2 separate regions of the Homo sapiens genome follow, and region 2 is linked to region 1. Evidence: chromatin contacts called from ENCODE Hi-C or POLR2A ChIA-PET data. All regions are on one chromosome and are shown on one strand. Each heading gives the region's core, a stretch centred on a gene start or an enhancer-like site at or near the end of the contact. The rest is flanking DNA. Distances are from core to core; before and after follow the strand shown.

Region 1 (7,075 bases), core at 3,054-5,553:
TGTTTAGTCCCACCAAGTCCGTGGATCTTTCTTTCCTTTCTCTCTGGGATCTGTCCTCATGTTAGAACTATTCAGTTGTAAGTTACAAAACCCCAACCAAATCTGGCTCAAGTATAAAATAGATTTTATTGGATCACATCTCAGGAAAGTTGCATCTAGCCCCCTACCAGACATTTTTGGGAATGGCCTGTCTGTGCTTCTTGGCTGTATTGTCCTCTGTGTTGTTTTCACTGTTCGGCAAGTGTTTCCTCTGCAGTATTAGATGTGGAAGGTGAATGCTTTATGCTGTTTGCATGACTACATAAATTCCTATTCATTCCTATTCGTTTTCTACCAATAAAATTGAGTTCTACTGCCCTGCCATTTTGCTTTTAATGCTAAATCATGAAATTCCAGAGCTTGACCTTAAAAAGCAGCAAGTTTTCATATTTAACATAAAGAGTCTCAGAAAGAGATAAAGGAGATGTTTGCTCATCGGGAGGCTCCCCCAGGGAGAGAGACCTTTCTGCATTATACAACTTGTTCCAAAAATTCTGATTTCATGGGGTGTTCAATTGATAACATTCATTAGAATATAAAACCTGTTTTTCTGTGCACTGTAGAGACTTTTGTGGCTATTCCTGGTTATTACCAACTTGTTCTGTTCACTGTTTTCGGAAGACTAATTTGAACAAAGGCTTCTAGTAAAACTGCCAAGACTTTAAAAGTTGTTACAAGTTGTGAAACTGTCCTTCAAAGAGCAACTTTTACCTCTGACTGGTTGCCTTTCTTGATAATGTGTTGCCCTGGCAATACCGTTGAAATGGCCACCTCTACATTTCTGCAACCATATATGCCCTTGCAAATATTTTAGGTTTTGTGAGTCATGTGGTCTATGTTGCATTTATTCAACTCTGCCCTTGTAGCACCAAAGCAGCCAGTTAGCAAATGGGCATGGCTGTGTTCCAATACAACTTTATTTATGTACACTGAAATTTGAATTTTATATAGCTTTCACATGTCATAAAATATTATTATTCTTTTGATTTTTCAACCATTTAAAAATATAAAAACCATTCTTATCTTGGTTTTTTTTTTTTTGAGTACTCCATCTAGAAATCTCTTTCCCCAGATATTTGTGTGGCTAACTTCCTTACCTCCTTCTAGGCTTTCCTTACACTTCACTGTCTCAATGAGGCCCAACCTGACCATCTTGTCTAAAACTGCAACACCCATTATATCCCCACCGCTATTTGTTGCCCCCCTTACCTTGTTATAATTTTCCTATAGTACTTAGAACCTTCTGAATAGTAAATAATGTATTTATTTATTATTGTACTGTTTGTCTTCCCTTGCCCAATGATAAGCTCCCTGAGGTCAGGGTTGTTGTGTTTAAGCTCTCAGATGACTCCAAAATGCCTACAAGATTGCCTGGCATGTAATTGACACTCTAAACACTTTACTGAACAATTCAACAGATGAATTAATAGCCTGTCAAACCTATGATCAACCATTAGATTGGAGTTCAGGTCATTTGATAATAAAAGTTGATTTCCAGATCCTTCCACCAAAAAGACACATGCATTCTCATGTTCATTGCAGCACTGTTCACAATAGCAAAGACGTGGAATCAACCTAGATGCCCATCAGAGGCTGACTGGATAAAGAAAATATGGTACATATACCCCATGGAATACTATGCAGCCATAAAAAGAACAAATATTATGTCCAAATTTGCAGCAATATGGATGCAGCTGGAGGCCGTTATCCTAAGCAAATTAACACAGGAACAGACAACCAAATACCACAGGTTCTCACTTATAAGTGGGAGCTAAACACTGGGTACTTATGAAAACACACACACACAAAAGTTGGTTTCCTTTTCTTGAAGTATACAGAGGGCTTGGTCTTCAGAAATGGAATTATGTAAGATTCACTTACTGTTGGACACTCCATTCAGAATAGGTCAAAGAACTCCTTCAAATTCAGAGAAAAAAAAAGATAACTGGGTTTTAACATAAAAAATGGATTAATATTTATTTTATACTTCTTTCCCAAAGTTTGCTTTATCCCCTGCTCAAGTATCCCCTGACACTTTAGCATTCTGCATCATCTGAATCTTCCTCCAACCTCCCCACTCCTGGTGGTGGCCGGGGCTGATGACTAGGGACAGTCTTAAGTTGCTGACAATGGGGACCCTGAAGTGGAAAGACTAGGCCAGGAGCAAACAACTTCATTTTTTGCCTTGAAAGGTCAATTTCAGAAAACAAATGGTAAGAGATGTTTTTCCTTATTTTTTTAAAGAAATTCATGGTCTGCAATTGTATTTTTCCCCCTTTTTAATTTATTATTTATATGTAAGTATTTATTATTTTCCCTTCCATGATTGGTTCATTTTTTCATTTTTTGGTTAGTATTTCATTAATTATACAACTAGCATGCACTACAATATGAGATTATAGCCATATCTTTGATCAAATTTTGTTGGAAATGAGACACTCTTGAACTGATTTTCTTGATTCACTCTATAAGCACCTTAATTGAAAAATACAGATTATCTTACAGTGCCCCCTTAAAACTAAAGCTGTATTCTAGCCTCTGTACTTCTTTTTATTATTATTATTTTTGAGATGGGGTCTTACATGTTGCACAGGTTGGTGTGATCATGGCTCACTGCAGCCTCAACCTTGCAGGCTCAAGTGATCCTCCCACCTCAGCCTCCTGAGTAGCTGGGTCCACAGGCACACACGAGCATGCCAGGCTAATTTTTCTTTCTTCTTTTTTTTTTTTTTTTAGTTTTAATAGAGACAAAGTCTCACTATGTTGCCTAGGCTGGTCTCAAACTCCTGGGCTTGAACTATCCTCCCACCTCAGCCTCCCAAAGTGCTGGGACTACAGGCATGAGCTTCTGCACCTGGCCTGTACTTCTTTGTAGTACATTTTATATTTCTTGTAATTCACTTACTCTTTCTAACTCCAGATTATAAGTATTTATTTACACATCTATATTTGTCATTATACTTAAACTTCCTGAAAATAGAGACTGTAGTTTACTCATTTGTATGCTCCTCAGATCCTAAGTGTTTAATTAAAATCTTAATTAATGAAATGAAATGAAACGTACATAGTTGGCTTACCCCCAAGAATTTCAATAGCTCCCCTTAGCTTGCCATGAGAGGCTTTTCCTTATCAGAGCCCTGCCTTTGTCTATAGTCTTATCAGCTGTCATTCCCTCTCACCCTCCAGCCCCTATAAGCTCTAGTCCCTCTGGGCCATGCTGTTGCTCATTTCTTGCCTTTATACATCCTCTTCCCTCAAACTAGGTTACCCTTTTGACTGCATGGTGAATGCCTCACCATCTTCAAGCCTTAGTTTATACTTATCTGTTTATTGTTTCCCTCATTAGCCTTTTAAACTCCATGAAAATAGGGGCCTGGTCTGTCTTGTTCACTGCTCTCTCTCCACTGTCTGAAAAGCAAGTAGAGACTGGATCAGGAAAGATCTTAAATACAATAAGGAGTTTTGATTATTTCTAGGGGGTAACCAGGAACCACTAAAACATAAGCAGAGAAAGTTATGTACAGGTTTTTGCTTTAGAAAAATCTCTCTCATCGCTGTATGGAGGAATGGTTTGGAGAACGCAGGACTGGCCCTAAGAAATCAATCAGATAATTAGAGTAAGCAAAAGTGATGAGGATCTGATCTGTGGCTGTATCAGTGGGGTCCGAAAGGAGGTGAGGGATTTGAGAGTTAGGAGAGACAGAATGGCAGGAATTGGTGACCTACTGGATGCTGTGACCGAGGGTGAGGGGGAGTGAGGGACGATCTCGGCTTCAGATTTCACTCTGGCTGAGGATATCTGGAACGATCGCATCGTATTAACAATTGTATGTTTACCTGTGGATCACTCCCAATTAGTCTGAAAGCATCTTACTATAGGGACCTTGCTTTGTAGTCTTTGTATTACCAGTGTTAGAAGAGCACCTGTTATGTAGGAGGAGTAATAAAATGAATGAATGCACTCAAAACACTAAACAGTAATTCTGTAATCCAACGGGAGGTACAGCGAATACCAAAAGCCTACATATACTATTCTCTGCATGCTATAGCAAGAAAGAAAGGAAAGTGGCTTCCCGGTGGTTTTCTGCCTATTGTACAACCAGGAAGCTGACAATAAAGTTTATTTGAGCGTCGACGTGCGCCGACGTGGCCCCGCCTCCCCAGCCGGAGCCGCGATTGGTGGGCATTTGCCGGCGGCCACCGCTTTTAAGCCACGATTGGCGAAGGCCGCCGTCATTTCGGAGCGACTCAGCGCCTGCCCGCCCTCTCGCCGCGTCGCCGGTGCCTGCGCCTCCCGCTCCACCTCGCTTCTTCTCTCCCGGCCGAGGCCCGGGGGACCAGAGCGAGAAGCGGGGACCATGTTCCGACGCAAGTTGACGGCTCTCGACTACCACAACCCCGCCGGCTTCAACTGCAAAGGTGAGGCGGCGGCCTCAGCCCGGCCGCGTGTCCCTGACCTGGGCGGAGGTCCCAGCCTCAGTGCCCGCACCCCACCTCCCCGTCGGGACCCTCGGCGGCCTGGTTTCCGCCGGCAGCCTCCGGGCCCCTCTCCTCTGGGTCGCCACGTACCTCGGCTCTTCGCCGCCCCTTCCCGCCTTTAAAGCCCTCTCACCTACTCCTGTCTCGGCATGTTACTTTCTGCACTTGCTTAACTCCAAGCATCACGTAACTACCTTCTCTGTACATAAAAGGGAGAGCATTCGTCTTTCTCACTCACTATTCAACTCCATGGTTCCCTGGGTAATTAGGCGATACCTTGAGCACCTGCTAATTATGGGCCAGCGCGGTGCTGGATTCTGAGGAAGGTGCTGAGTAACTTGAAGACTAGTTCACTGCCTGCCAGGAGCTAAAGGGACGAGGGGTGGAAGCAATCAGAACCCACTGAGCAGTTTGAGACAGTACACAATGAAATCAGGACCGATCACAGTGGGAGGGTAAGCGCGTGTAGTAACGGGCTAGTTGTGTTATGTGGTGTTGCAAAAAAGTTAATAGCAGATGAGTGGGAAGGTTGAATTGTGAATACAAAGGTATTTGGGATTTTACAGCATTAGAATTTTAAAAAGTAATAACGTTGCTACTCACTGTAACTAAACTGCTACCCACCACTACTCGTTTCCTTTGTATAGTTGTGGCCTGTGATAGACTGGTAAGTTTGAAAGTGATCAAGTATAACTTGTGATACTCAGACCACTGTGTAATTCTCAAGACCTTATAATGGAAGCTTGAATTTGACTCACAAATTGAAAATAATTTCTAAGCAGGATGACAGTGTTTTGTTGATCGCCTGTAGAAGCATATCAAATTATAATCTATTGTTTTTCTACTTTAACAAAAAAGTATCAGTGACAATAGAGCCTTGTTCTGGATTGGAATCTTTGAGTCTCAATGTTCTTATCTGTAAAATGGGATATTACCTACCTCAAAAGAGGTATGGGGAGGATTAAACGAAACAATTATGCACTTAATGTGCAGTTAACATTCCATGACAACAGTTGTCACAGTGTCTTTTTTGTCATTTAATTTCTTTTACTTATTATTTTGTTGTATATTTTACTTTATTACTTTGCTATAAATTTAACCTTGCCCTCCTTCCCCTTTCTGTCCGCAAAGGAACTGGAATATTAATATGTAACACTTAAATAGCAAAACTATGTGCCAGGCACTGTTTTTATCCGTATTTATTTTATTTAAGAAACTTCTTAAATAAAACAACTTCTTTTAATCTTCATAACTCTATGAGGTAAGTTCTATTAGCACCCTCATTTTGTAGCTGAAGAGTCTGAGGCACAGAAAATGTGGGTGATTATCCCAAGTTCACACAACCAGTAAGTATCTGGACCCAGGATTTGAACAGATCATTGTTAATCTGTACTTTCAACTCCAGAATCTGTACTTTCAACTCCCTCTTTTGGTTCAATTAATTTAGTATTTTGAAGTTAAGAAAATTCCACAAGAACATATATCTGAACATATACCTGAGAAGGAGGTATTTTATGTAGTGCTTCTAGTTATTTATGTGATATTTTTTATTGCAGATGAAACAGAATTTAGAAACTTCATCGTTTGGCTTGAAGACCAGAAAATCAGGCACTACAAGATTGAAGACAGAGGGAATTTAAGAAACATCCACAGCAGCGACTGGCCCAAGTTCTTTGAAAAGGTAATGAATTAGGAAGTAAAGTAAAAATACAGAGAGTTTGTCTGAAAAATCATGAAGATGAGCTTAAAATTACTTTCTTCTTTTAAGAAAAAAATGATAATGATCAGTGTTAGGAAAGCTGGATTTCAGGGATTTTGCTTTTTTCTTAGATGTGTCTTTTGCTTTTAGAGCAAATTATTTTATGTCTTCCTACCAAGCTTTCAGTATTAGGTAGAAATAGTTTTCTCTAGAAACATGAAGTTTCTTAAATAAATAATGATGTAAATATTTCGCTTTCCCTTTATGGCCCAAATCAGAATTTTTGTTAAACACAGTACTATTTCTTATATTAAAAGAAGACATTGGCTAGGTGTGATGGCTAACACCTATAATGCCAGCACTTTGGGAGGCTGAGGTGGCAGATCATTTGAGCTCAGGAGTTCTGACAGCAGCCTGGGCAACATGATGAAACCCTGTCTCTACAAGAAAATAGAAAGTTATCTGGGTGTGCTGGCCTGTGTCTGTAGTGTCAGCTAATTGGGAGGCTGAGGTTCTCCAGCCTGGGCGACAGAGTGACACCTTGTCTCAAAAAAAGACATTATTGAGATGCTTGAAAACCAAGACTGTCGTGTTTATGCTTATATTTAATGTAAACAGATATCCCTTGTTGTATGCTAGGGAAATAGTCCTTAAATGATCTCTGGTATATCATATTTTTGTGCCTTGAATCATTTTCCCATTGATTTAGTTTTAGTAACACTTTTGCATAAAAAAGAATTCTCAGATTAGAATAAAAATGCTTTTAGTGTCATTTCTTACATTAAACATTTTCATCAGTTATATTTGATGAGTGAGATATTTTTCTTGAAAAAGGCTAAGTTTTTCATTTGCGAGAGC
Region 2 (7,075 bases), core at 2,868-5,367, 800 kb after region 1:
TATCTACATTTTAACAGATGAGAAAATGTTAAGTAACTTGCCCAAGGTCACAAAATTAGCGGAGCCAGGATTTAAACCTAGGCATAGAAAGAGCATGAGCTTTGGATTCATACCTGGTGTTCAAATGTCAACTGTGTGATATGTACTACGGTAATTAAGCTTTTAGAATCTAGTTTCCTCATTTGTAAAATGGAGATGAAATTACTGGGAGAATTAAATGCATTACTGTATGCAGTCATGCACTTAGCAGTGCCTGGAATACTGCAAGTACTTAATAAGATATATGCTAGTTAGCAATAAATTTAAAATTAAAGTTTATAAATTCTTGTTCATTTTTTTTTACCTTTAATTCATGAATCAGGCACTGTGCTGGTTACAGGAACTACAAAAAGAATGACAGGCTCTTACGTTTATGTTATACCAAAAGTTAGCATTCTTGGGTAGAAAAGAACGTAGTTTATAATGTAGACTGCTGAGAGGTCCCCCCAGCCACACACACACAAAATGATTCAAATTATGCTGCATACACTATACCCAGTTCTAACAATATTAAGGAAAATATAGAAATTGTGATGATCAAGCAGTCATTTCAAATTTAACAAGTTTAATAGCCATTCAAAATAGGTTTTTTGTTTTGTTTTATTGTTTTGAGACAGGGTTTTACTCTGTTGCCCAGGCTGGAGTGCAGTGGTGCAATCATAGCTCACTGCAGCCTCAAACTCCTGGGCTCAAGTGATCCTCCTACCTCAGCTTCCCACATCAGCCTCCAGAGTAGTTGTGACTACAGGCTCATACCACCACGCCTGGCTAATTTTTGTATTTTTAGTAGAGATGGGGCTTTGCCATGTTGGAAAGGCTGGTCTTGAACTCCTGACCTCAAGTGATCCTCCAGCCTCAGCCTCCCAAAGTTCTGGAATTACAAGTGTGAACCAGCATGCTCAGCCAAAACAAGTTTTTAATAGATGAAATTGAGTCCACGTGTTTTAGTGTTTTGTCTAAATTGGACCCTTGAGGTTTTTGTGTGTAATCTCATCTGAATGGTAGGTAGCAACATTGTTTTTCAGGTATGTAGATAAACAGGCTAAGTATTAATAAAGTGAAATGTGTACAGTATTAAAAATGTAAATTCCTCGAGGCAGCACACTATTTAAACATTTTGGTCTTGCTATTAAACATATAGTTGTAAATACAAAGTTCAAAGAAAACTCAAAAGAGAATTTAAATCAACCTTAACCACATTTAACTAGATTCCTTTTTCCTATAAAGTTGTCTGTGTTTACAATAAAAATGTGGTCTAGAAAACATGAAAAATAGGGTTAATAATTTTCATGAGAGGGAAGAAGTATACAGGAAAACAACTAGGATTATGAAGCCCTTAAATAATGAATTTTAACCAGGAAATACTAATATTTTCTTGTACTTTTCTTTGATGAGACAGTCCTTTTCCACGAATGATCATAAAAATAAATAATATTGGCTAACACTTATTGAAAACTTTCTATATGTTAACTCTTAAAAATACAATGAACGATGTATCATTATTATCCCAATTTTACAGATAAGGAAGCAGGCACAGTAACTTGCTCAAGGTTAGAGTGCCAATAAGAACAGAGTGAGGATTCAAAATGAGGCAACAGGGCCAGCTTCAGAAGCCCCTGACCTGTGCCGTTACACAGGGCCCTGCACTTAAGTTTGATACCCTGCTGCCACTGTTTTGAAGTTCTTAATTTTTTAACAAGGAACCCTGCATTTTAATTTGGATTACCACAGATTACGTAGCCAGTCCTGCTAGGTAGTATGACTTCAGACTCTGCTCTTAACCATTACACTGAAGATGCACTAGAGTAGATAAATTCCCTATCTTACTGTTGTACAAGGGTTAAAAATTAAGTCATAAGCAGCACTTAGAACCTACATTTGGAAAATGGGAATCAGACTAGTCAAAATACATTAAACAAAGCATTACAGATTGAAATAAGAATCTATTAACCAGGCAATCAGAAATTAACATCAAAAATTTTTTTATGAGCTATTCTACAAAACAGAGCCATACTGAAGGCCCACTTTAGCTCACTCTGTCCTCAAACCGTAAAATTCTGCTGGTGCCCAACTAAGGTACTGGGCAAAGTGAAGCAAGATATGACTTGAAACCTGGTTCCAAGGGGGTTTAGAACATAATTAAATAAGTAATTTTATATAAATAATCTTTTAGCATCTTCAGGTGCCCAGATATTGCAAAACTAGGAAATTTCTGCGAATAAAATTGCACAGTTGTGTGAAGCGGAATCTCATCATATCATTAGGTTCTTTAAAGTTTTTAGATGAACTTTAAACACTAATCCTCCTTAAGTATTCCTCAGAACCTTTTCTGATTAACTGCTAAATTAGCAGGCGTTTAGAAGACCCGTTTAAGCCTAACCCTAGCCCAATAATGCCTAGTGAATGAATAACGAATAAGACTTACCTGTAGGTCACATTTCAGAAAATCCAGAAGGACAAAAAAAAAAAAAAAAAAAAAAATTCCCAAACTGCCACAATATCGCGGAAAGCATACACCAAATTCATTTTTACTAGTCATCACATCAGTTGAATATTTTTTCACTCAATTGAATATTTTTTAAACAAAACTTCAACTATTTGGCGTCTGAGCCTCTGTATCAGGTTGGAATACGAATGGGGAGAGAGGCTGCTGCTAGAAGCAACCAACGGAGAGCAACAAGTAATAGACACCGGAGATGAAGATTTTAAAAGTCGATCTACAAATTTTAAAAAATACAATCTAAGGCCAAATCTAAACCAGCCTATGTATTTCTCAAGAGCTCCTGGGGAACCTTCTAAGTACAGGTGAATGGGGGAGGGGCGGACTTCGGATTCCTTTATATTCATTTTATAACAATTTCGATAACAAGAATCCATTCTGAATCTATTCCGTTAAAGATTTTTAACACACCTGGCCATATTTATTAAATTGTGTAACTGCATGAATGTTCAAAAGTATTTTCTGATAGTTTGACCTTTACAATCTAGGCGTTATTCCCAGTCTACCGATGAGGAAGCTGGAGCACCTGGAACTCCCAAGACTTGCCCCTTAGGTAACACAGCAAGTAAGTGACTTGGGGCTAGAATCCTCGTTTTCGCATCTTGAGCTCGATTACCATCCTCAACAGACCCCAATCTTTACATCATCATACCATACAGCTAGCGCTCTCTCCCCTATTTAGCAAATCCTGCCTAAATTAATTTCTTAAGATCCATTCTAGGATTCGTTCATGAGGGATTATCCTAACAAAACGAATCCTATAATCGCCCGTTCAATTTTGTATGAAAATTTTAAATTAGTTTGGCTTACATAAACATCAGCTCCCGCAACAGAAATCACAGTACAGTACTCGGTATTTCTAGGGGTAGGAGCCTAGGAAAAAGAGACAAAGAATGTCCCTCTGTACCCTGGGGAAAGCGCCGACCTACTCGGTGCGGAGGTGGTCTTCGGAGCAGCTGCCTCAATGGCTCCGACCACCGTGGGATGCGCCCGGGAATGGGAGAAGAGAAGGGGCCTGGGACGTTCGTGCCCATTCAAAACCGATGGCTGCAGAGAGCGCGACCAACTGTCTCATTTCCCACGCCAAAGTCTGGGGAGCGAAGTTCCGACCCCAGTCCCAGTTCCAGCCCTGCCAGGCCAAGACCAGCGTATGGCCGGACCGCTGGCCATCATCCTTAACCTCTGCTCCAGGCGCGCGTGCGTTCAACTTCCTGGGAACCGCGCTCCACACCATGTGCACCCAGCTGGCGAGGATTAACGCCCAGCTCCTCCACACAACACCCCCGGGGGCCTGGCCGGGGCACCAGACACACCTGTTAGATAAACCTGAGGGCAGGCCCGCCCCAGCCCCCAGGACACACGGTCCTGCTCTCGCGCCCCGGCCCCGGTCCCTCCTCACCCGTAGAGGCCCTGCGGTCGGCGCTCCTAGCCAGGCGCGTCGGACTCTCCCCCACCAGTGTGCACAGCACCGGATCCGGATCCGGCTTCAGCGCCAGCCCCACCTCCTCCTCCACCGCCCGCGCCACAGTTGGGAACCGCGGCCCAGACGTGGCAGCGCCAACGCCTCCACCTCGCCTCTGCCCCCTCACGCAGGGCCGCGCGCAGGCGAGCGGAGGCGGAGGCCAAGGCGCCACCCGCCCAGGCCCGGAGAGCGAGGGGCGGGGCCCGGAGAGCGGGGGCGGGACCAGGAGGGCGAGGGGCGGGGCTCGGAGAGCGGGGGCGGGACCAGGAGGGCGAGGGGCGGGGCCTGAGGCTCGAGTCGCGGCGCCTGGGGCGGTGGCCGCCGGACCAAAGCTGGCCTCTCCCGGCTCCTCCTCCTCGCTCCCCAAGGCCTTTCCCACCGCGTCATTGTCTCGGTTTATCTGCAGATACGTCTACCTAGCAGTCAGCCCAGCAGCGTAAGTGGTGACCAGTGTGGGCCTCTTTGATCCTGAGACCGAAGGCTCGGCCACTGGCCCTCTCCATTTGTTCCTTGTTGCCCTCCCTTCATGATTCAATCCATTAATTAGGACTTTTCCTACCAGCTGGCAGTTCAGAGCTCCGCATCCCCAGGCCTCTGAGTCACAGTTCCTGCCTTCATGAAACTAGGAGTTGGGGCCACTGCATTCTACTCCTTCGGGACTATTGTTTCATTTCTCAGTCCCTCAAACCCTTTATTGGATGAACATGGGGTTAGGACAGCGGTTCTCCACTGCAACAGTTTTGCCTCCCAGGAGACATTTGGCAATGTATGAATCATTTTCAGCCTCTCATCTGGGGTGAGATGTCATTGGAATCTACAGATGGTGGAGGGCACAGGTGAGTAGAGGCCGGGAATACTGCTTCACGCCTTACAGTGCGCAGGACAGCGCCGCACAACAAAGAATTACCTGGCCTGAAATGTCTGGAGTGCTGAGGTTTAGAAACCTTTCGTTAGGAGAAGAAAAGTGACTTTTTTCAGAGCCCCATTTCTGAAGTGTCTTACCTAAGTAGCACTTTGTCCCTATTTTAACAGATGAGGAAACAGAGGTTCAGAGATGTTACATAATTTACAAAAGTCTCATAGCTAGTAGCTCCCCTTCCTTGCCTTGTACCATAATTTTCAATTTATTGAAATCGCAAAGTATTTTATTCTTAAGCAATAGTATTCAAAGAACCCCATAGATCATATACCAGAAATCATATTTTTTGCTCATTTGTGAGATTTAAATTTCAGTTAACTCCTTTACTGATTTATGCTTTCTCAGAACTTCAAACATCAGTGAGTTGATGGCATCCATATCTCTGTTTTTATCTCTGTTTTTACACCCATACATACAAAAGAATATATAGGGCATGAGCAGAATGTGGTGGTATGCATCCGTAGTCCCAGCTACTCCAGAGGCTGAGGCAGGAGGATCACTTGAGCCCACAAGGTTGAATCCAGCCTGGACAATAGAGCAAGACCCTGTCTCTAAAAAAAAAAAAAAAAAAAAAAAGAATATGTAAGGCATAAATAAAATAAACACTCATGGCTGGGCGTAGTGGCTCACACCTGTAATTCCAACATTTTGGGAGGCCTAAGCAAGTGGATCTCTTGAGCCCAGGAGTTTGAGACCAGTCTGTGCAACATGGTAAAAACCTGTCTCTACAAAAAAAAATACTGAAAATTAGGCAGGCATGGTGGCATGTGCCTGTAGTCCCATCTACTCAGGAGGCTGAGGTAGGAGGATAACCTGAGCCCGGGAGGCAGAGGCTGCTGTGAGCCATGATTGCAAGACTGCACTCCAGTCTGGGCCACAGAGCAAGACCCTGTCTCAAAACAAACAAAAATTTAAAAAAATGCTTATGTACACACCACTAATCTTAAGCATATGGCCCTCCCCGTTTTTCTTATCAGACTTCTGGTCAAATGTTTTCAGTGAGTTTATCCTGTACAACAAACTGCTGTATGTTTTATAAATTAGCAAAAAGTGAAACATAAGCAATTCTAAAATCACAGAACACAAGGCTTGTAAGAGGTACCCCCAGAGATCTCATACTTTCCACATATACTCCTCCTTACCCACATTGGGCCATAAGAACCCAATTTCTCCTTAATAGACAAGGTCGATTACTCTGGCCAGTACAGTTAACCCCTTTCTTTGCCTGTAGGTTCACTTGGCAATGAGGAGCCCAAGATAACCAGGAGACAGTCTCAACTTCTGGTTTAATGGAACCATTGGTATGTCCTTTGGTTGATTTTTATTTATTTTTCTAGATTCTTAGAAGAAATGCTGCATTCACCATTATTCTTTTTTTTTTTTTTTTTTTTTTTTTTTTTTTGAGAGGGAGTCTTACTCTGTAGCCCAGGCTGGAGTGCAGTGGTGTGATCTCAGCTCACTGCAACCTCCACCTCCTGGGTTCCAATTAAGCAATTCTCCTGCCTCAGCCTCTTGAGTAGCTGGAATTACAGGTGCGCACTACCACACCCAGCTAATTTTTGTATTTTTAGTAGAGATGGGGTTTCACCATGTTGGCCAGGCTGGTCTTGAACTCCTGACCTTGTGATCCACCCACCTGGGCCTCCCAAAGTGCTAAGATTACAGGTGTGAGCCACCGCGTCTGACCAACAACAATATTCTCATTGGCACAAATAAGGCTATTACGTGGATAAACATAGATGTCAGTGATTGAGTTGAGAAGTGATTCAGGAACGTTGGCCTGAATGAGAAGTTTAAGAATACCTTGGCCGGGTACCATGGTTAACACCTGTAATCCCAGCACTTTGGGAGGCCAAGGCGGGCAGATCACGAGGTCAGGAGTTCAAGACCAGCCTGGCCAACATAGTGAAACTCTGTCTCTCAGAAAAAATACAAAAATTAGCTGGTGTGCTGGCACATGCCTGTAGTCCCAGCTACTCGGGAGGCTGAGACAGGAGAATCACTTGAAACCTGGGAGGCAGAGATTGCAGTGAGCCGAGATTGTGCCATTGCACTCCAGCCTGGGCAACAGCGAGACTCCATCCCCCCCCAAAAAAGAATACCTTAGCCAATTTATTTCATTTATATTTTCCTCTTAATGTTTGCACAGGAATTA

What was found. Hi-C counts contacts between places; a loop is a spot of excess contacts on that map. ChIA-PET counts read pairs that join two places held with the same protein, here RNA polymerase II (POLR2A). Pooled maps may share reads with other maps.
Region 2: a loop to region 1 is called in a map of B cell, with 5 times the contacts of the local background. The contact joins the promoter of GNPNAT1 here to the promoter of RTRAF in region 1. A Hi-C loop is called at or near these places in 4 of 168 maps with a recorded cell type or tissue (B cell, CD4-positive, alpha-beta T cell and naive thymus-derived CD4-positive, alpha-beta T cell) and 9 of 50 pooled maps. POLR2A ChIA-PET finds 5 or more read pairs at or near these places in 1 of 52 experiments (activated T-cell).

Annotation. Positions count from the first base shown.
Region 1 is chr14:51,985,243-51,992,317 of GRCh38, forward strand. It overlaps RTRAF (RNA transcription, translation and transport factor), which reads left to right and starts at 4,304. Exons shown (of 8, transcript NM_016039.3): 1 at 4,304-4,458; 2 at 6,075-6,199. The coding sequence starts at 4,398. LOC105370497 (a long non-coding RNA gene) reads right to left here and starts at 5,342. Exons shown (of 3, transcript XR_007064166.1): 1 at 5,277-5,342; 2 at 1,921-3,447. RefSeq lists enhancers at 4,089-4,383, 4,724-4,783.
Region 2 is chr14:52,787,490-52,794,564 of GRCh38, forward strand. GNPNAT1 (glucosamine-phosphate N-acetyltransferase 1) reads right to left here and starts at 4,118. Exons shown (of 6, transcript NM_198066.4): 1 at 3,939-4,118. LOC105370500 (a long non-coding RNA gene) reads left to right here and starts at 4,299. Exons shown (of 3, transcript XR_943867.3): 1 at 4,299-4,837. RefSeq lists enhancers at 3,345-3,434, 3,515-3,604, 3,712-4,225, 4,226-4,740 and silencers at 3,915-3,994, 4,095-4,314.